Regions from separate parts of the Homo sapiens genome. Here region 1 is linked to region 2. A link is a loop called in an ENCODE intact Hi-C map of the cell type or tissue named here. Cell type or tissue: dorsolateral prefrontal cortex. All regions are shown on one strand. Each heading gives the region's core, and the rest is flanking DNA. Links, peaks and the distances in the headings are about the cores only.

Evidence for each region. Hi-C counts contacts between places; a loop is a spot of excess contacts. Peaks named below come from ENCODE experiments on the same cell type or tissue, not always from the same donor. Only the 100,000 strongest peaks of a DNase experiment are listed, where the experiment ranks them.
Region 1: a loop joins it to region 2, with 9 times the contacts of the local background. A loop is called at or near these places in 2 of 110 quality-filtered maps.

Annotation. Positions count from the first base shown.
Region 1 is chr19:30,221,763-30,232,074 of GRCh38, reverse strand. It overlaps a transcript of ZNF536 not described here. Among named protein-coding and RNA genes, the nearest start is that of ZNF536, 150 kb to the left of the region's middle. RefSeq lists silencers at 4,019-4,408, 9,401-9,560 and enhancers at 7,967-8,467, 8,468-8,968. In dorsolateral prefrontal cortex, for the core only: a CTCF peak has its summit at 4,294; DNase peaks (open chromatin) are centred at 3,604, 4,244, 4,669, 5,577 and 5 weaker places; H3K4me3 peaks cover 8,000 bases; H3K27ac peaks cover 7,831 bases; H3K27me3 peaks cover 6,507 bases.
Region 2 is chr19:30,444,739-30,455,050 of GRCh38, reverse strand. It overlaps ZNF536 (zinc finger protein 536), which reads right to left. Exons shown (of 5, transcript NM_014717.3): 2 at 9,319-10,312. Among named protein-coding and RNA genes, the nearest start is that of ZNF536, 78 kb to the right of the region's middle. In dorsolateral prefrontal cortex, for the core only: no CTCF peak of the experiment used is centred there; DNase peaks (open chromatin) are centred at 3,898 and 4,790; H3K4me3 peaks cover 3,099 bases; H3K27ac peaks cover 6,387 bases; H3K27me3 peaks cover 2,089 bases.

The DNA of each region.
Region 1 (10,312 bases), core at 898-8,897, 220 kb after region 2:
TTGGGAAAAAAAAAAAGTGAGGGGGATTTCAGAAAACTGGACTGTGTTTCCTAGCATCTCTATTCTGAAGATGCATTTTCTTTTGTATTTCCTGATTTCTTCATTTATTTCCACCCCAACCCCTCCAACACACATGTACATTACAAACTCACCAGTCTATCCTGGATAGTACAATTGTGGATGAAAAGGAAATCATCTCAGAACAAGTATTTCTAACAGGCAGCACCCTTCCCCAGCACACACAGACAGACAGACACACACACACACACACATCACCACCACCACCATCACCAGCACAACCTAGGGGGCCACTCCCTGGCTTAGCGCATTCTGACCACACACATTATCTGCTCACTCCTCTAAGGACGTTCAATGCCACCAAGGGGACCATCACGGCAGCCTGAAGAGTCTAGACCTGAACAACCAATCCCTCTCCTTGGCAAAAGGCCTCCCTTCCAACTCCCGAGCAGGTACCACATGAAGCACACAGGTGAGCCCAACCAGGCAGACAGAGACCTCCCTCCCACTCCTCCCCATTGGCCCTGCTCCCTTCCCTCCAACTCCTCCACAGCCTCAGCCCAGACCCTGCCCTGGCACATTCTGGAGAAGGTGCCAGTGTGCACAGCAGGTGTGAGTTCAGAGGAAGCCCCTCCACTCACAAGGCCCCACTAGTAGCAATGCAAGCGAGTTTGTGCCCTGCTTTTAGATTCCAAAATCCAGCCTTCACAGCCTGAGAGATGCCACCTGACCACCCCTGTCCTTCCAGCCGAAATCTAAGGCCTCACTTGGAGATAGGCTGAGGCAGGGCTGAGCACTGGCCTGCCCTAGGTCCTGGCAGACAGGCCATGGAAGAGGCTTCTCTCCTTCATATGGACAAATGTTGACCTGCAGAAAACTCACTTGTTTTTAAATTTGCATCAAGTCTCACTTTAAATAATGTTGAGAACAAAATGCAAGCTGATATTTCAGCTTACTTAAAAGGCTTATTAAAAACACTAAATCCAAAGATGTTAAAAAGCTATAATTGTCCTCATTCAGCCTGGAAAAATAAATCTATTTGCTTTCTTCTTTTATGATACTCTTCTTATAAAAAAAAAAAAAAAGTTCATCTATATTCTCATGAGTATCATTGCTGTCTTTCTTCCCCCTCCATTCAAGGCACTTTAAAAACACCTGTGCCATTCACAGCCAACTTTTGAGCAAAAGGCAACCACATTTGGGGAAGGCTGTTTAATTCTGATTTCCTGATGCCAGAGATAAGCTTCTCTTGCTCAAAAGTAAGATGGAGTTCAGAGTTCACTTGAATGGGCTCGTGGAGCTGATGGAAATTTCTTTGGTTACCTAAGGCAAAGCAAACAAACCTAATCATTCAGCTCTTTGGGGTTCAGTGGGCAATGATTCCACATCTCAGCACTGCCTTCAGTACCCTATGGGCAACTGTGGGAAGTCGGGCGGCACCTTCTAGCTGCCTCTCTGTCCTCTCCCATAATGGGGGTTATTGGCCTCTGACTTGGACCAGAACAGCGTGACTGTCGCTCCCTGCCTGCCCTAAGTCTTCCGTGAAGACAGCCCGGCCAGCAGTTAAGTTGCTGAGTTGCGAAGATCTCCAGCCTGCTCAGAAGTTAACCACTCCAGGCACAGAACAAGATGGGCTTTCAGAGCTCTAGTCCAAAAGAATGCAAATTTATTGAAAGTGTTTTCTCCAGGTTCTCCATAATTACCATTTATGTCTCCAGGAACTGTTTCCCCAAACCCAGTTTAGGGTGAAAGCATTTTAGAGACTTTCCCTGCAGATGACATATGAGGTACTAACCTTTTTTCATATGCCCAGATGTTAAGTTCATTTTCATCACATTTATGTAAATTTCATTTGAACAGTAAATCAAAAGAAATCTTAAATCATTGTACACTAGTTAAAAATCAACACTAAATCCGGCTGACTTGCAGTGATATTAACATGAAGACACAGTTAAGGGGCTGAAGGTAGGAGGCAAGTCTTCCATGCAATGGTCTCAGAGTCCCTGCCATTGGTCACATGCAAATATCTCTGCCTGGTCACAATCGCACTTAAGTTTGACCAGATTAAGGGTCTTCTGGAAATGAAAGTCTTAAAAGTTTTCTAAACTTTGGGAAAACGGGTCCCTCAGCCCAGGGGCCTGTCATGTATGTCAGTGTCTGGGACTGAGGCAGACAAAGTCCACAGGCAGAGGCCCAGTGCTGAGACTTCTGGCAGCCGGGTTTCTCCTCAGTGGGGGGAAAAGTTAATTCCTAGGGCTCGGCGGTTCTGCATTTGTCAGGGAGCAGGACGTCAGTGCTATCATTACCAAGCAAATCAGCCAGGCGGTTAATGGTGGAATCAGGAGACATTTGCACTCCGCTATCAGAATGACATCATAACTAAAGCAGCCTTCAGCCAGAAGCCCTGGGCTCTCCCCGAGCAGAGGCCAGAGGGCTGCAGGGGCGACCCCCTGCGACTCCCTGGACTGAAAGCTGAGCCCCCCCCACCACCCGCAGCAGCTTTCAGGGTGGTGGGCGCAGCCCCAGGCAAGTTCCCAGGCTGGCCGGCAAACAAGAACTAGGGTTCTAGTCTTCCCCCAAGCAAATCGACTTTTCCCCTGGGTTCTGAACGCTGTAAATAATCATTATAATAATATTACATATTTTCAATAAAATTTGAGACACTGTGAAACCACTTTCCTTATCAGGCAAGGGTTGGTATTTTATAAATGCAGCTACATTTTCGCTATAGGATTGATGGCATTTCCAACAGAATTGTCAATCTCTCGGTGACCCTGTCTTTAGCAAAGAAGGTCTGCACTCTCCTTCAAGCAAAAGAAATAAATGATGCTGGGGGAAGGGGGACGAGCTAAGGAAAAAGCCCTTCCTGCTCTTGTTTTGGTTGCTTTTCTTTCTGTTTAAAAGCACAGCGCAAACACACACATACATACACGCACACGCAGACACAAACCTTAGAATAATGGGGGAAGCATTTGGCTACAGGCTTGCATTTACGGCGCGGCGCGACCAGCAGCCGGCCCCGCTCGCTCGCAGCTCTGCCCTCAGCGGCGGCCACTGGGACCGACTGCCCGCCCCCGACCCAGGCAAGATGCCCAACTGCGACCGCGCGCCCCCCAAGATCGCCTCCCGAGTCTCGCCACAGGTACACGCGTGGCCCAAACACTTCACCTGGCCCGAAAAGTCAGCAGACGGGGGAAAAAAAAAAAGTTGTGCGAGCAGCCAGCCGGGCAGTCCCGGAGCCCGCGGAGGCCGTCCTCCCGCCGCCCAGCCGCCCAGCCGCCCACACGCGAGGCCGGCCCGGGGCGGCGCGCAGCTCGCGGCACCTCGCTCCCGGCTTTGCGCGCTCACCCCGGGGCGCGCCGAGGCCACCGCAGGGCACTTACTTGGCACTTGCTTTTGAGTGTGCAGATCGTCGCGGTTTTCACTTGGGTTTTCAAACAAGTTTCAGGGAGAAAGAAGGAGGCAAAAAAAAAAAATCCAATTATGCAAATGGACTCCGGACTGGGAGGCGCGGGATGGATCTGACGCCGCTACTGTACGAGTTCTCGGAGCAGCCCCGGGCCGGGCAGATTTATGGGGGCGCGTCACGGCTACGCCAGGTCCCGCCGCCGGAGCATCTCGAAGTTAATTAAAGCGGTAATGTCCACTTTCCTGGCGACCCTCCGTGCGTGGGTTTACTATTTCACCATCAAACCCGACCCCGGCGGGGGCGGGGGCCCTGTCCCCACGCCTCTCCTTCCCTCTTCTGGCCGCCCCCCTCTTTTTCCTCTCTCCGTCTCTCACCCCTTTTTCCTCTCTTTCGTCTCTTTAAGTCGCCTGCCTTCCACTCAGTGAACAATGAACAAAGATGTGAGTGATGGGAAAAGATCGCCCCCCCTCCCAACCCCAGCAGAGAGCAAAGCCGGTCTTAAAGTAAAAATCCAGTTGCTAGTATCAAACTGGGAAAGAAAACAGCGCGTTCCCAGTCTCACCACCCCTTCCACACACACACACGCACGCACATACACACGCACGCACGCACACCCCACCCCAAGTTCACCTAAGCCCTGGCTGGAGACTGGGGCGTCAAGGTCAGGGCGCGCGGGGCTGCCCAACTCGCCGGGGACACCAGGGTTGGGGAACGGCGCGTGCTCTGGTCAGGCGTGCTTCCCGCGCCCATCCCCGCCGGTCCCCTCCGCCGGCCCCCTCCGCGCCTCTACACCGGCCGACCAGGCCCGGCGGCCCGCTCGGGCTGCCCGGCCGCCGGATGCGCTCAGCAAACGCGGCCCCTGTCGGATTTCTGCTAAATTGCACAGCGGCGGCGGCGGCGGCGGCGGCTGCCGGGAGAAGGCGCAGGAGGAACCGGAGGGCCGTACCGCGCGCTCGCTCACTCCGCCCCTCCCGCTCGCCCCTCGCCCCGGCCCCGCCGGCCGCCGGCTCCCACCCGCGCACACGACCCAGCCCCCAGGACGCACCGGGTGCCCGAGCCCCGCAGGCCGGGACACCTCGCAGCTGCCGTATTTTCTGCTAAAGTGAAAACGAAGGCGGCTGACAAATCACGTCTCCGGCGAGGCACCCGTTAGACATAACAATATCTGGCAAACAAAACCCGGCCGCCGCTGCCACCCGCACGCGGGGCTGAGACCCCGCCCTGCTCTTTCTCGGCCCCCAGCCCCTGGCCACTGCGTCCTCAACTCCAACGCTCCCCGCCCCCCAACATTCCAATCCTCCACCTAACTCGGGAACGGTGGACATGTTCTCCAACAGGCACACAGTAGGAACCACTCACAATACAGAAGTGAAAAGGGGGGGACTTAACTTTCCACCTGTCCCCAAAGAAAGCCCTGCCGGAGTTCACTCCGCAGAGTGAAGAGTGAGCAACACAGGTCTCTCTCTGCCCAGCCCTTTTTCTTTCTTTTTCCCTAACTTCCCCGCGTTTCGACCTTCCTCCACTTCACATACATCCGTCTATATGGAGATATCTATATTTTAAATTATTTGCAAAACTGCAACAGATGGGCGCGTCGAGATCTGGACACTTTCCTACTCATCAAAGGAAAGCTCTCCCCCAACCCTAACTTTTTTTTTTTTGCCTAAAATACACCCCGAGTCTCGCCTACGACTGTTTTCCTCAATTCATCTTCGAAAAATAATGTCTTGAAGCAAACAGAAAAAGGCTTATCAGCAAAGATCATTCCTACCCCAGTCATGCATCTGCGCTGGGGGGACGGGAGGCGTCCCCCCAGATTGCACTCTTCCCAGACGCCGCGCAAGCCCTGCCTCTCCTCTGCCTTCCAGAGCCCCCACGCCCGCACTTCCTCGCTCTGATTGGCCTCATTTCTCCAGCCTGGGACTGGCCGGCTCTTTTCCCTCCATAACCTGTTACTTATTTATTTATTTATTTCCTCTTTGGCCCCCGGCTGGGCCCCCAGGCCGAGGCCCGGCTGGGGCAGGTGCTGCGGGCGCCGCCTGCGCTTGCAGGCGCCACGGCCTTTCCTGGGGTCGCGGGTTCGGACCCTGGCACCTCAGCCCTGAAACCAACTCTCCGGCCTCAGCCTGGCCAGGCTCCCGGGGCACAGGAGGCCGATGCAATCACAAAATGGCAGATCTCAGCGGCTCTCGGCGCCCGCAAGTTTGACACATTGTAAGCATCAGCTAACTTTAATTGAAAAAAAAAAAAGGTTGCAAATTACCCTCTCTCCACGGGCGGAGGGGCCGGAACCCCGCAGTGAGCGCGGACCAGAGAAAGAGCGCAAGGCGAACCCCCGTCCCAGGCAGAGGAGAAAATGGGGAAAGTCACTTGAGCAGAAGTTTCCGCGGCCCCAGCCTACCCCCTCCCCTTTTTACTCCCCCCACCCCCCAGACCCTCTTGAAAGTTTCCCGGGGCCTGAGAGTGGCTCGCGGGCCGCTCGCGGGTGGGGGGCGCCGGCCGGGTCCCCGGAGCTGGACGCGGGGTCCCGATCGCGCGCCGGGCGCCAGGCCTCGGGACTCCTTTTCAAAGTAACGGTCCCGGGACCGCGGGCGGGGAGGCGGCGGCCCAGGCGCAGGTCCCGCTCGCCGCCGAAGTTCTCTAGCGCCATACGATGCCCGGCCGCAGCCGCCGGCTCGGTTTTCCTCTTCTTTCCCCCCACCCCCCACCCGCTGACAGCTTCTCTCGCCAACGTCACAGCCACGGATATTTAATTAGACCGTATTTTTTAATCGCGATGGGGCGAGAAGGAACCGGGCGGCAGGCCTCGCCGAGATGGGGAGGGGGAGGGGACGGGGGGGCCGCGCCAAGAGTCCAAACTCACTTTGCCACCTCCCGGACGCCGAAGCTGCCCCCCCACCCGCCGCCGCCCCCCCGCGCCGCGCCCCCCGCACCGCGCCGCGCCCCGCGATCCCCCCCCCACCTTTGTTTTCCTTACCTTAAACATTGAAACGCGGGCGTCAGGAGCAAACTCGGGCACGTAAACGGAGCGTTGTAAAAGATTGTGTTCAATGAATAATGAAACATGCCCACACGATTGACTTGATCATTTTCCGGGGCTGAGGGGGGACGGGCGCCCTGCTCGCGCGCCTCACTCGCCCACTCGGCAGAGCCCTGCGAACTGTTCCCAGCCCAGCCGGGGCAGGGCGGGCTCGATTTTCATCAGCCTCTTTTCAGAATCGCCCCGTTCATTGATACTCATCACCCAGCCCCAGCAGACATCCCCATCCCCGGCTCGGCCTCCCCCTATCTGGTAGGTGAAATGCATTGTACCATTAAAAACGCTCTCCATTGTCGCCCTGGCATAATTCACAGCAACTAGATAGGTCTTGCGGCATTTAGCTTTGATGAGCCAGAGACTGAACCCTTGATATAATAATCTACAAAGAATGGTGTGTGATCGTCCATTTTTTCTCTCTGTCTAGCAACTAAGAAACCATTTAACACAGCGCAGCTTGGTTCTGACCTTGAGCTCATGTAAACACACTTATTAAAATCTATCTATTCTCCAAGAGCTACATTCTGATTGTCAGACTCGTTACTGAGACATATATCAGCCCCTTCCTTGTCACTACTTTGCATTCCTGCCTTTGACTAAAGAATTTTTTATCCAGCCGAGAGGGAGAGAGAGACTGCCACGGAGAGAGAGGAGAGAGAGACGGAGAAGGGGCGAGGAAAAAGCGTAATTCTTACCTGCTCCTGAAACTATTTAAAGTCTGTTTCTTTTCTGGGAGGAAAAAAAAAAAAAAAAAAAAAAACTCCCGGGTGAATCTCGGTGGACAGCGGGACGCGAAGAATCAGTCACAGCCCGGGCGTTTAAGGGAGTCATCAGCGATCAAATGACGTTGATCCGCGCTGTAACCTTGTGGCGTATTTAATGTAAATAAGGCAGTTATGTTGCCAATCGCCGCGATACAAACGCGGAGAGGTCCTCAGCCTCGCCTCCCGCGCCTGCCATTAGAGGCGACTTTATTTACAGACACTATTTAGGAGATCATGATAATTCTAAAACAATACTAGTGCCAAATGATTATGAAAATATGATTTTAATTAATCACGTAGTAGGCAAGGAAATTAGCATACGGTAATTAAACTTCGAGAAAAACGTCACGCAGGTTCTCTGCCTTATGGGTGTAGAATAATCATCATGCGATGGGCTCCAGGACTTAATTATCAAACAAAATAACTTTTTTAAGGCAACTTTGCAAGGCGGGTCCTCTGGGCAAACGTTTCGGTAAATAATATAAGCAGAAGTAACAAGGTGGGGGTGTGAGTGGGGCATGAGGTTGGTTTTCTGGGAAGCTAGGAGGGGGGAAGAAGGAGGAAAAAGCTGGATAATGCAATTATGGATTCTCTGTCCTAGAGTTGACAAAAGCTGGTGCCTCAAAAAGCCTCTTTGTTATGGGATTATATAATGATCCTGGTGTCATTATGGGAAAAAAGATTCAGTAATAATAATAATAAAAGAAGTATCCAGATACACCAATGAGGGGCTTGTTTTAAAGAAAAGCCTCGCATGTGACACTGGGCATGTTAATAGCAAAGAGACAGGATCCAAAAGAGTTGACAAAAAAAAAAAAAAAAAGGATACAGGGAGGGAGAGCGAGGTGGGGGGAGAGAAAGAGAGAGAGAGGCCTGTGTTGCGCATGATTAAGAAGTGATGGAGACAGATTGATTATTCAAAACGCCAAGCCACAGGGGCACTTAAAACATTGATTCAGGTAAGACTTGCTCCAGCCTGCCCGAACTGAGCTCCCCCAAGATGACTGACGGGTTTTAAACCCGGGCATCACAAGACATCAAAAGCAAAGATACAGAAAAGGCATGCCACAGCCTCCCCATCACCACCCCTCTCCAGCTGAAGGAGTCATTCGGTGGCAAGCAACCAGTCCAAGAGTGAGGGGAGAGACACAGAAAACTTTGCGCTGGGAGGAGCGCTGGGTTAGCGTGCCGGCGTTGGAGACGGACGCGTCGCAGCTGCCCTGGGCGCTGGGCCTGGGCCCTCACCGCCGGTGGTCCTCTCCCCAGGCGCGCCGTCGGCGGGCACCGGGCCTTGCCGCTGCCAGCATCCTCGGACCCTGCCCTGAGAACCCAGCGCTCCTTGCTGCTGCTCTCTCTCCCTCTCTCTCTCTCTCTCTTCTCTCTCTCTCTCTCTCTCTCTCTCTCTCTCTCGCCAGGAGTGCACTGGAGGAGTGAGGAAATAATCACTTTCCTCCAACAAGCTAGTTCCAGGAGATTCTTAAAATCCGCTCAAATCTCTGCAGTGGTGTTTTTAAAAAATTCTCTGCCTACCCAAAAAAGTTTAGGAATTCAGCCCACATTTTCCAATCTGATGTGTCTGAAATTCTCTTTGAACAAATACCAAAATACAAGGGTTTTTTTTTTCTTGTATAGAAATTAGCATCGCAATCACATGAATGATATCACTATCTCTATGGGAATGATAGCCTGAGCGGTGGGGTGTTCTTTATTCCAATTCTTCGTGGATCAACTGATTATACTCCGTCGTCTTTTGAACCTGTTATTGTAAGTCAAGTGATTCTTTATAAGTGACAGAGCGGACAAAGAGGCGAGCAGGGCCGAGCAGGTCGAAAGGAAGTGACCATATGGACTTGGAGAAAAGGCACTTTCTCCCCTACAGAATGGGGGTCGCCTTTTAACCCTCGAGCCGCCGGCCTCGCCTGGGCCGTGGGAGGCACGGAGCCCGGCGCGCGTCCTGGCGTCGTTCTGGGGGTCCCTGGCGGTGTCTGGCCGGTCTGGGCCGGGCCCATGGCCTCCAGGCCAGGGGAGCCCCTTCCAGGCCTGGAGGCCCAAGGCTTCTGCGGCCTCGGAGCCCGTGCGTCTCGGGAGGGCCGCGCTCCCGGTGGCCCGGGGTGCTTCGCCTGGGGCGCGCTGCCGCGAGGGGGCTGCCACGGCTTTGCGTGGCCGGGCGGGGTGGGACCCACCGGGCAGAGACAGCGCGCTCATCGGAGGCCAAGCCCCGCCTGAGCCCCGCAGACGGCCGGGCAGGGGGCTCTCCGGCTCCCCCTGTCGGCGCCGACGCCCTCTGCATGCCTCCAGGACCTGAGCAAGCTGAGTGGGGGTCCCCGGGGAGACCTCCCGGCGCGGCCCTTGTTGGGAGTGGGAGGTGGAGGGTTCCAGAAAATGGACAGAGGCCCCTTATCCTCCAGATGCCGAAACTTGACGCCTACCTGCGTCTCATTAAAGTATAAAAGTTCCCCACTGGCTCCCCACCCACCAGCCCCACCCCACCAGGGGTGTTTTGTGGCCGCTTTCATAATTTGTGGCTCTCCTATGCTTTTCCCCGTATCCAGGATTTCTCGGGGTCCCCATCTTCCTCCCTTGGGTCTGGCCTCTCTCTGCTCTTCCTTTTCAAACTCTCGAGTATTTCTCGCTGCCCCTGCCTCGCCTGGCCAGGGCTGGAACCCCTTGGATTTTCGGCAGAGGCTCCCATGGGCCCACCCCTCCCCTGCCCAAGAGTCCTGCACTCTTCAGTACTCGAAGCTGTCTCTAAGGGCAGCCCCTCCCTACCCAGGGGACGTTGACCCGGGCCTTCCACTCCTGCGGAATCCTCAAGGCCACTCCCGCCATTTAATTTCTTGAAACTGATGAAAGTTACTGGGAACTTGGGATGATGAGTTAGGTGGGTGGTGGCTGTGGGTAAAAATCAAGGTGGTGAAATGAGTTCTTTGGTGACTCCTGGACCAGCTCAAAAGCAAGGCTGGGAAGCGCTGCACCAGGCTGGAGCCCATCAGCTCCTTATAAGAAGCGTTCAATCACTCAAAGTGCCTACTTTGAAAGTGATACTGATCACACCAATAGGTTTGTTCTGACCTCTGTCATTCG
Region 2 (10,312 bases), core at 842-8,841:
TTTGTTTGTTTGTTTTTGAGATGGAGTTTTGCTCTTGTTGCCCAGGCTGGAGTGCAATGGCTTGATCTCGGCTCACCGCAACCTCCTCCTCCCGGATTCAAGCGATTCTCCTGCCTCAGCCTCCCGAGTAGCTGGGATTACAGGCGCCCACAACCAAGCCCGGTTAATTTTTGCATTTTTAGTAGAGACAAGGTTTTGCCATGTTGGCCAGGCTGGTCTCGAACTCCTGACCTCATGTGATCCACCTGCCTCGGCCTCCCAAAGTGCTGGGATTACAGGAGTGAGCCACCACACCCGGTCCCAAGTGGAAAGGTTTTGAAGGTCACTAAAAAGGACATTTCCGAGGGGTCTGGCCCCAGCCAGAGACGGACATGAACACTGCCAAGCCTTCTCTCTCAACAGGGATTATGATGCCACATAGCAGCTTTGCTGCAGGATCACTCCAATTTTTCAGGGCAAACTACTGAGTTTTTAAAAAATGAAATGAAACGAAAATAAAAACACATATTTTAGCAACAAATTTAAAAATATACATATTTAGCAATAAAGAGAAGCATGTATCTGTCTTGATCTTCAAGAAAACCACCACTGCATACACTTCATGTTGAACTCAACGTTAACATGTTGAACATGTTCCAGAATGCCTCTCAAGATGATTGAGGACAACTGAGAGTGTCCAAAAGCCACGATGACCACCACTGTGCTAAGAGTTTCTGGACATTACTTTAATGAAGAGAAGAGAGCACTGTGGCGCGATCCTGTTTCATCGTGCATCAAATGGTTTTGGAACTGAGGTCAGACAAAAGAAAAGAAACTAGCGTTGGCCAAAAGTCTAGTCCTACAAGTTGCCTCTGTAAAGGAAAGGACTGATTTCTCCGTGAAATGCCCTGGGCCCCATGGCACAGAGTAAAACTGAAAGGTTCCTAAAGGTAGACACTGCTTGCAAGAAAAGCTGGAAAATGACCCTGTCCTTTGGAAGCAAGTGAGGAGGTGTTAAAGCCAAGCCCGTCCTCATGCCCACATTGGAGGCAGCCTCCTGGCTGGGCACCGTTAAGGGGAGGGCCGGCCTCCCATGTGGTGTGGTGGGCAGCCAAGCCAAGGAGTCAGCTTGTGCTGTGCCTCTCGCTTCTCCCAGACACATGCCACATGTCACACAAAAACCCCAAGGCTCACAGCAACAAAGAGATGGGTCCCACAAGAAGCTAAGCCCTGGACAACTTTCTCTTGGGGGTGGTGGAAACAGGAGGCAAATGAATTCTGCCTGGACTGCTGCCCTTGCTTTCGGCATGGCCCCCGTTTTGCCCAGGCCCACCCATCAGGTAGCTGAAGATGGTGTTTGTTCAGACACGCATTGTTTTGGGACTCTGCAGTCTTTTTTGAAGATGTGGCTCAGGGAAAGGATGGTAGCAAATCTCTGTGCTTAGTTTGCCCTGTTTGTTGCAAGCTGAGCCGCTGAGTTCTAGATCCTGTCTCACAGGCACATTTCAGAGGCACAGCATTCATTTCTTATATTCTGCTAATCAGCCCTGCTATTACAGGGAAGGAACAGTCACTGACCAATCCCGGCTGGCGCCACCCCATCATACTCACAATATACAAGGACTTAGGTGAAGAGAGTAAGCAAAATGCAACACAAAACAAATAGATGGAAAATACAGCCCTAGTAAACCTAAACCAGACCTGGCTCGAGGATGAACCGAGGGCCCCACAGACAGCAAAGAGCCCACATGCACCCCGAGGTAGACCTGTCTTATCTACCTGGCTCCCAGGGAAACCCAGCCCGGCTCAGGTGCCTCAGTGAGCAGGTTCTGCCCAAGAAACAAGTCCCACAGCTCTGCCCAAGTCCTGTTCCCCTAAGTTCCTTTTGGGGGTGGGGGGGACACAGCTTTCTGAAAAGGGCTTTCCAGATGGCGCCTGGCTGCGGCAGTGCCAGACTCCACAGCTTAAGTAAATGTTGCCATCGCCCCATCCTGCCAGCAAAAGACAAGGGGGACCCATGGCCGCTCTCAGCTGCAGCAAAGCTCACTTCCTGGGGAGATCAGAGTCCCCCCACCACCTGCCCACCCCCCCGACACCATGCACCCCTCTTGGAGAGCCCCTTTCCTCTGCATTTGCAAGCCTCGCTCAGCCCCCGCCTCCTTCCTCCACATGCCAGCACCATCAACAAGGGTGGAGAGATGCACCCATCAGATGCCGACAGAGGAGAGGAAGACGAAGGGAGGTGAGACACCCAGAAGGGCAGCAAACAGGCCCAAGGGTCACAGATGGCAAAGGTTCCAGTCCAATCATCACGGATTTGGGAAGTGTGCACAAATCCAATCTCCTGATCTCTGCAGGTGTTTCTCCACCCCTGCCATCAATGCTCCAAAACAGCTCTACGGGTAAAGGAGTTAACTACTCACTCCCCTGACTTCCCAGGCTCAAAAGGCTTCCAAATGCTCCCTGCACAGTTCTTTCCCATGAAATTCACTGTCTCCATCTCTAGGTCTCCAAGTATACCCACGGTCTCTCTCTAGAACCAGTGGAATATCGAGGCCAGTATAACAGGCCTTGTTGAAGCCAGCCCTGTCCCCACCCCTTTGAGACATCAGGGCTACCTGCCAGAAACTTCTCAGGGAGAAGGGGCAGACGTGGGAAATGCACTGAGATGTAGAGGAAGAAAGTCTTACCTTACCCTTCCTGGGAACGCACTTCCTATGAACAGGACACAAAGCTTCAAACCAGAGAAAGAATTAGAAAGATAAGCAACCTGGCAGTGAAGGGATCTGGGCGGCCAGAAGGACCCCAATCTGCCCTCTATGCAGAGGCTGCCCCAGCTCTGCAGAAGTGGCCCCTGGCAGGGCTCACATAACACAGTGGGCATCATTTCCCAGCTACCTGAGTGCATGGTAAGCATGGGAGTGGGTAAGAGTCAGATCCTGGAAGCTCGTGATACCTGCTTCTGGCCAAACCATCAATCAAGGGACACCTTGTGGCTGTCTGCAAAGCAAATTACTAACTCCCACCCCAACACACCCAAGGTGGTGGTCAAGACCTGAGCCTGGAACCTCCCATTCGAGTCAATGGAAATCACGCAGCTAATGCTTCAAGCTCTGTTTTGAAAATTGACCGCTTAATTCCTTGCCTCATTGTAACCTGTCCTTAGCTAATCTATGTTTTCCTTATTTCCATTAAATTTAGGTTTAAATGAACTGTTCCGTCCCTTGCGCTAACATGCATAGGGAGGAGAGCTTCATGGAGCTCCTCAGAAGCTCCGTGGGCAGGAGTGTTGGAAACAGAAGGGCAGCCCAGGCAACAGCGGTGTCCATCCCACAGATGGGCCAAGTGAGGCCGCCAGAGAAACACATTTGAGTGACTCCGCGGCCTCGAATCTAATCCCTCACAAGCAAAACCATGTCCTGCCTGTTAAGTGCTGGAGCAGAGAGGGTGCTCTGCCTCTGCAATTTTATGCCACACATCTCTGATGTTACACTCCTAGTCTGAAGACTTTCAGAGCCTGTGCAAGTACCCTCTTTCTGAAATGCCAAGTGACGGTGGACTGGCATCAAGCAGCCCCGGAGAAGCGGGATTTATGGCTCCATGTAAAGGGGTCAGAAAGATGGTAAAAGCCCCGAAGTGTTACTGATTGTTCCCAAATCATCGCTCCTAAGCACGAGATGATACAAGTCTACCAAGTGAATGGGAAGTTTATAAAAAGAAACTGCTGGTAGGCATCCGGCTCCGGGGAAGGAGGAGGATGATGTGACAGCCGCACATGAACCAGCATCTGAGAGCAACGGCGATCCCGGCACGAGCAGGGCGTCCCAAGTGGACAGACCACCCTTGGGCCCCAGCGGAAAGGTGGCCGCCAGGGGAAGACACGGGGGCCTCTGACCCTGTGCCCCATCTGACATTCCCCAGGAGCCACCTGACCAGCCGGCTTATTCGCCTAGGCGGGCGGCCACCTCAGCTCTCGGCTCTCAGCTCAGGGGACGGGCCTTGGCCGGCGTCCGCCTGGGCACAGCTTCGGCACACACGAGCCGATCCTCCGTAAATCTCCGCAAACACGGCGGCCGCCTGCACACGCTTCCACGGCAGAGACCGAAGGGCTGCATATGGCGCTCGGCTTTCACAGCTGAGCTTTAAAAAAAGTGCAGCTTTTCATCTCACTGAACCAGTTCCCAAATTAGGAGGTGGGGAAGGAAGGCTGGAGTTGGGGTGGGCTGGGGGCAGAAAAATAAGGAAGCAGGGGACAGGGGGAGGCGTAGGGGGAACCTTTAAGGCTAAATGTGATTTTAAAAGGAATCTCAGACTATGATCTGTTCATAAGGTCCCTCTGGAAAATTAAATAATGTTGCCTATTTGTCATCCCCAAATTGACTAATTTCAAGTTCCTAATATCATTTTTAAAATGATTTTTTAAATATATAACAATGAAGGAGGCTATCTAAGAGGGCATCACTCACATGCTTGAGCCTGGGCTAAAAAAATTTTTAAGCATTATTTATAAATGGGATTATTGTTTTCCAAAGTTCTCCTCCACAAAGAGATTAGCTGCCACCATGCCCAGGGGGGTCTCCCCAAGTCCTTTTTAATTCCCTGCCTAGAGGTGGAAGGTGGTTGGACTGGAACAGGAGGAAGAAGCCTGCTCCGGCAGTTTTCCTGGAATTGCCTGGAAACTTTTACTTTCTGTTTCCTCTGCTGATAATGACTGTCTTCGGCTCTGCAGCCAGCTCCCCTCTCCCCCCCTCCAGCCCCCTGTTGCTGCAGCCTCCCCGAGCTCCGGTATAAAGTTTGGCTTTTGCAGCAGGAAGCAGCTGGGCCAAGCAACCAGCGAATGATAATGACCTCAGAAATCTGCTGTTCGCTCGGCAACAATAGGGTGCTCAGTCTACTGGAAAATTGTGTTCATCAGCTAACTCTGCTCAGTTACTAATTGACATTGCCAAATATTTTAAGAACAATTGGAATGCACAAGCAAAAAAAAAAAAAAAAATGAAGATCTTAATCCTCAAACTCAAATTTTTTTTCTTTTTCTTTTTCTTTTTCTTCTTTTGGGTGCCTGGATTTGTTTGTGTGTGGAGCAGGCACCGGTTATCGTGAACGGGGGCAGGGAGGGGGAGCCACATGAGAAAAAGAGGTGGAAAAGAAAGAAAATCTATCATATCACTATACACCCCATGTAAATGCGAAAGCGCCCCAGATAAAGGCCTTTGATGCTGTGGTCAATGGGATGGAGACCCAGCATTTCAGGAATGCAGCTCTAACAACAAAAGAAGACCTCGCAAGGCTTTTAGCCCAGCTGACCAAATAATCCTTGTCCATCTCAAAATATTATACCAGAAGTAGTAGGGGTTAACGATATTTTCATCTTCGCATCTCTCCCTGGCTTTCCATTGATCCTGTAACTTAGCCGACTTTATTTAATGAACAGAGGGTCAATGCATTCAATTACCCCCTTCCCACCATCAACACTTCAATTATCCCCACTCCAAAATTATGTGGAATTCAGAAGGTAACTGCCCTGTTGGATATAATGAACAGTATCATTTCTTAGTACATTAAGTTTTAATTATTCTGAGTGTGATTTCCAAAGCAAAATCTGAAGAAACAGAACTTTGGTTGTGTTCTGACTCAGAGCAAAGCGAGGATTCGAGCTCAGCCCTAGAGGAGGTTTTAGAGAAAGATGCAAAGATTAATGCCATAAGAGTGTTTGCATGCAAGCCAGAAATGAGGAGGCATCGAAACAGCCACCCCGCTTTCTAAATGCCATAAAAGTAAAATTAATAAGCTGCTGCTTTCCAAACAGTTTCTCTTTGCATTGTACACGGAGGCTACATTGAATGACATTGACCACGGTGTGAAATTACTGGTAAGTCAAATAAACAACAACAAAACAAAAATAAAACAAAGGGGGAAGATGGGGAAGTGATCTGTGTGACTAGTTTTGTCCATTTTCTGTTAGAAAATATGACCTCTCAATTTGTCAGAGGTCCTAGTTTTCGCAGTTGATCTTAAGCTTGGTTCTCAGCAGTTTGGAGAGCCAAAGAACAAACACATTTTCTGGTTCACTGGAATCATTTTCACATGTTCACTGATTCAAACATTCTTTTGCTCACATAACAAACAGCTGCATCCCACATTAGCCTAGCCAGTGACAGTCGCCCATCTCGGCAATAACTGTTTGATTGCAAACTTGACCCCTTCTTCATCTCGGTCTGAGCAAGACATTTTTAAACAGCCACTCCGTTCCCAATCCTTCTTTGCAAAGAATTACATCAGATAACAAAGGACGTCTCTGCCACTCATTGTAAGCCTTCTTCTAGAGATCTGTTCTAAGAGGCTCTGTAAAAAGGTTTTTTATGATGAATTCAGAACTACTATCATGTTAAGAGCAGCGATTTATAAAGAAGAATTCATTGGTTAAGATCTGAAAAAATAGTTTCTCAGGCCCTACTGACCCAGTTTTCAACAAAAAAAAGAATCAAGTGATGCAAATTAAGTTTTGCGACATTGTTATGCAGTCTGAGAAATTTGTAAAACCGTGTTTTGCAGTTATTTCTTAATAGAAGCCTTAATAAGTACTTCTTTCTTTACTTAAGGGCTTAAAGATTTTTTCTCTCTCTCTCCTTCACCTTGCAGGTTTCTCTTTAACAGGTAATAATAAAATACCCATTGTATCCAGATTTTTATTTAAATGCTTATTTTAATCGCACTTCTATACAAGTCAAACTTGTTGGAAATAAGAGGGAGGACTAACCAGATTTGGTTAAGAGTCCTAAATCCCAGGGAAACCTGAATGCCCCAGACGCACAGCTGATTCGGGTTGTATATTGGTATGCCCTCAATTCTCCTACTTAGTCAGAAAATTATGAAAGGGTCTAATTTGAATATGAAGAAAACAAAGAAGTCAACCAGAAATGAAAGAATCAGTATTCACAATTGTAAAATACTTCAATGAGGGGAAATAAAAGTGAGAAGATAACCACAACTCAAGTATAATTCTCTTTTGAGTCATGAGCACGGTTGGTTCTTTTTAAGCAAAATGGGTTTTTTCAACCAAGCACTGAGAGATAGGCAAGCAACAGAGATAGGAATAGCATGAGGCTATCACTTGGCCAGAAGGTGAGAAAAACACGGTAAACACGTCATTAATGAAGCTGAACATTTGGTGTCAGAATATTCTGCCGAGACCCTTACATTTCAGGAGGTCTGAGAGAGGGATGGAAATCTGTCAATGTTAACTCCATGTCACTCTAAAAACTTAGGGGAACCAGTTTGCTGTCTGCACCCTGTCCTGTAAAGGTCCTAATCCAGAATCAGAAACGACACATGCCAGAAGAGCAGACCTCATCCTAGGAGGCCAGAAAGAGCTCCTCCTGACATTGGGACACCTGGCACTTGGCTGCCTCTCAAGTAGGGATCTATCTTTACATGGTGAAAACCCTTCCCTCGAATCTTAGTATGTTCCATGTGACAGTCGCTCCAGGTAGTGTGACCTCACGCCTCCTTGGCACTCATGCTGCTGGTTAGACACTTCCTAAGTGTCTCATCCGTAATAAATCCCAAACAAGTCTAGGACTCCAGGAGTAGACAGTGTGTTTCATGGGTATTTAAGCAGCGGCATTAAGTGCTATCGGAATCTCTGGAATGTGCAGACCAGATTTATGTGTCTTAACAATTCTTTACTGGTTTGTAATAAGCCGGCAGAGTCCCACTTTATTTTAATACTAATTTTGTCCTAGAAGAAGAGTATGCTTAAGCAAGACTATAACAGCAAAGCTAAAACTGGCATCTACTTAATAAGTGCAGCAGTGAATTGCCTCCAAGATCGAAATAGGTATCTAAACCAAAGAGTGAGGGTGGGGGGGATCAAGAAAGAAGAAAAAACTTTTAAAAAATGACCCTCAACAGGGTGCTGCTACGTCTTTAACAGTGGGCAAGGCAGTGCCTCGAGGTGCCTCAAACTGTCTTTCATTTTCTAGACTTAATGGCTGATTGCAGAAATCAATGTTGCCATTAGTAACAGGGTATTTGTTATGGCATGATTTCCTCTGTTGTTAGGCTGCAGAATGATTACAGTATTAGCGAGGTGCTTTCTTTATAAAGGGCTAGAGATAACTTTCAATTTACTATCCATTAGTAAGGGGCTTTGGAAATATGGATGAAGGCAACGCCTTACCTGCTGTTAGGTGGTGATTTTAATTTAGCCGTCTGAGGCTAGCGTGTTTTGTTGTTGTTGTTGTTGTTGTTGTTGTTTTGGTTTTTTTTTTAAACTGGGCCAGGAAGCTTCATAATTTCACAGACATTTTGATGACAGATTTTCTGCTTTGCTATTTTAGACCCCAAAGCTGTATCAGCCGTGTAACACAGTACAATTTAAGACAGAACAGTCATGCGTCTGTGTTTCAAATGCCTGTACTTTTCCAAACCATCAGAGGAAAGTGGTGGGGCTCTTTAGGTCACACGGATCTGGCAGGTGAGCCACGTTGTAATTTTGGAAGGGGCCAGAAGATAGGTTTGGCTTGGGGAGGGAGACTGCGGTGCCTGCATGAGAGAATTATGGGAATACGCTAAGGGGGAGAGAAAGATGGTGAAGTTTGGAACTTACACATTCATACCCAGGGATAGAGCAGAATGCCAGCTCCTGAGTTCCAGAGACCAGATGATGGCCGACAGCGTCAGGCGGTGAAATGGGGTTGGACAATTGCAAGAAAAAGGTAGATTATGCCCACTGAAAAATGTACCACCTGGCCATCTCCCGCACAACTTTCTTTTTTCTTTCTTTCTTTCTTTCTTTTTTTTTTTTTTTTTTTTTTTTTTGAGACAGTGTCTCACTCTGTCGCTCAGGCTGGAGTGCAGTGGTGTGATCTTGGCTCACTGCAGCCTCCCCCTCCCGGGCTCAAGCGATTCTCCTGCCTTAGCCTCCCGAATAGCTAGGATTACAGGCATGCATCACCACATTTGCCTAAATTTTTGGATTTTTAGTAGAGATGGGGTTTCTCCATGTTGGCCAGGCTGGCCTCGAATCCCTGGCCTCAAGTGATCCACCGGCCTCGGGCGCCCAAAGTGCTGGGATTACAGGCGTGAGCCACCACACCCGGCCTCAACTTACTTTCTTGGTAGCCAGTGTTCAAGGGAAGGCCTAAGAGGTGAAAGGACGGCCCTTTCCCTCCAGTCAGGGGGGGAAAGAAAGGCATGGCCCAGTGTCCAACCCACCCCTGTCCTCAATCAAGACCCACTGGCCTTGGAACTGACTGGAGGCCTGGGAGCAGAACCAGGCAGCCCTGAGCAGGGCTGCTGTACAAGCTGCTTCTCCCCGCTTCTCAGCTAACCTACCTGAGGAGGATGGCGAGGAGGGGTGCGGGCTGTCCTCCTGGGCACTCCCGGTCTGGGAGAGGCCGCCTCCGACCCCGCTCTCCTCGGTGACGTTAGAGGAGCCCGGCGTGGTGGAGCGGCTCACCGACTGGGACTCCTGGTCACTGCCCGAGCCACGCCGCTCATCCAGGCCCACGTGCAGCCCATCCTCCTCGCCCTTGCGGTCCCGCTTGTGGACACGGGAGTGCACGACCACCTGGTGGTAAGTGCGGAACACCCGGCCGCAGTCGGGGCACTCGGTGGGCTTCTCCTTCATGTTCCCAGGACCCTGCAGGTTATACTCGAGAGTCTGGTTCAGCCCGTGTGACAAAAAATCCCGACTGCTTTCTAAAGGGTCGAGCTTACTTGGCAGGTCTCTCTGGCTGCCCACTTTAGTGCTGTGAACCAAATCAGCAGGCATTTTCTGCTTGGAGCCATCTGCTCCCACTAACACGTACTCCCGCTTCTCCTTATCAAACAGAACCCCGGCGTTTGCCAAAGTGTCTTCGTGGTTGCGCTGCAGCGGATGCTCTTTAGACAAGAAGCCATGTTCCATGGCCATGCCCCTGGCCATGAGCTGCCAAGCCTGGTAGCTGTTCACGGGGTCCATCTCCGCAGCCTTGGCAGCCGCCTGCAGCCGCTCGATGCAGCTGGATTTCAGCGGCGGCACGAGATTGAGGCATCCCAGGAGGGAGTGCTTGTCCCCCTCCGGGACGCCGTGGGCCATGCTGGAGATGGGAGACAGCAGCTTCCCCAGCGCTTCCTTCTCCTTCATGGGCAGCTCGCCCTTGCCATAGAGCTGGCTGGGCTCGCTCAGGCCGGCTTTGTCCGGGGTCATGAAGCCACTCTGCAGGCAGGAGAGGTACCTGGAGTACAGGTTGGCGTGGGCCTCCTGGGACATGCCGCCCATGGGCACAGGCACCTCGGGGTCGCTGGGGGACTTGTTCTTCACCGACAGCTTGTTGAGGTGGACCTT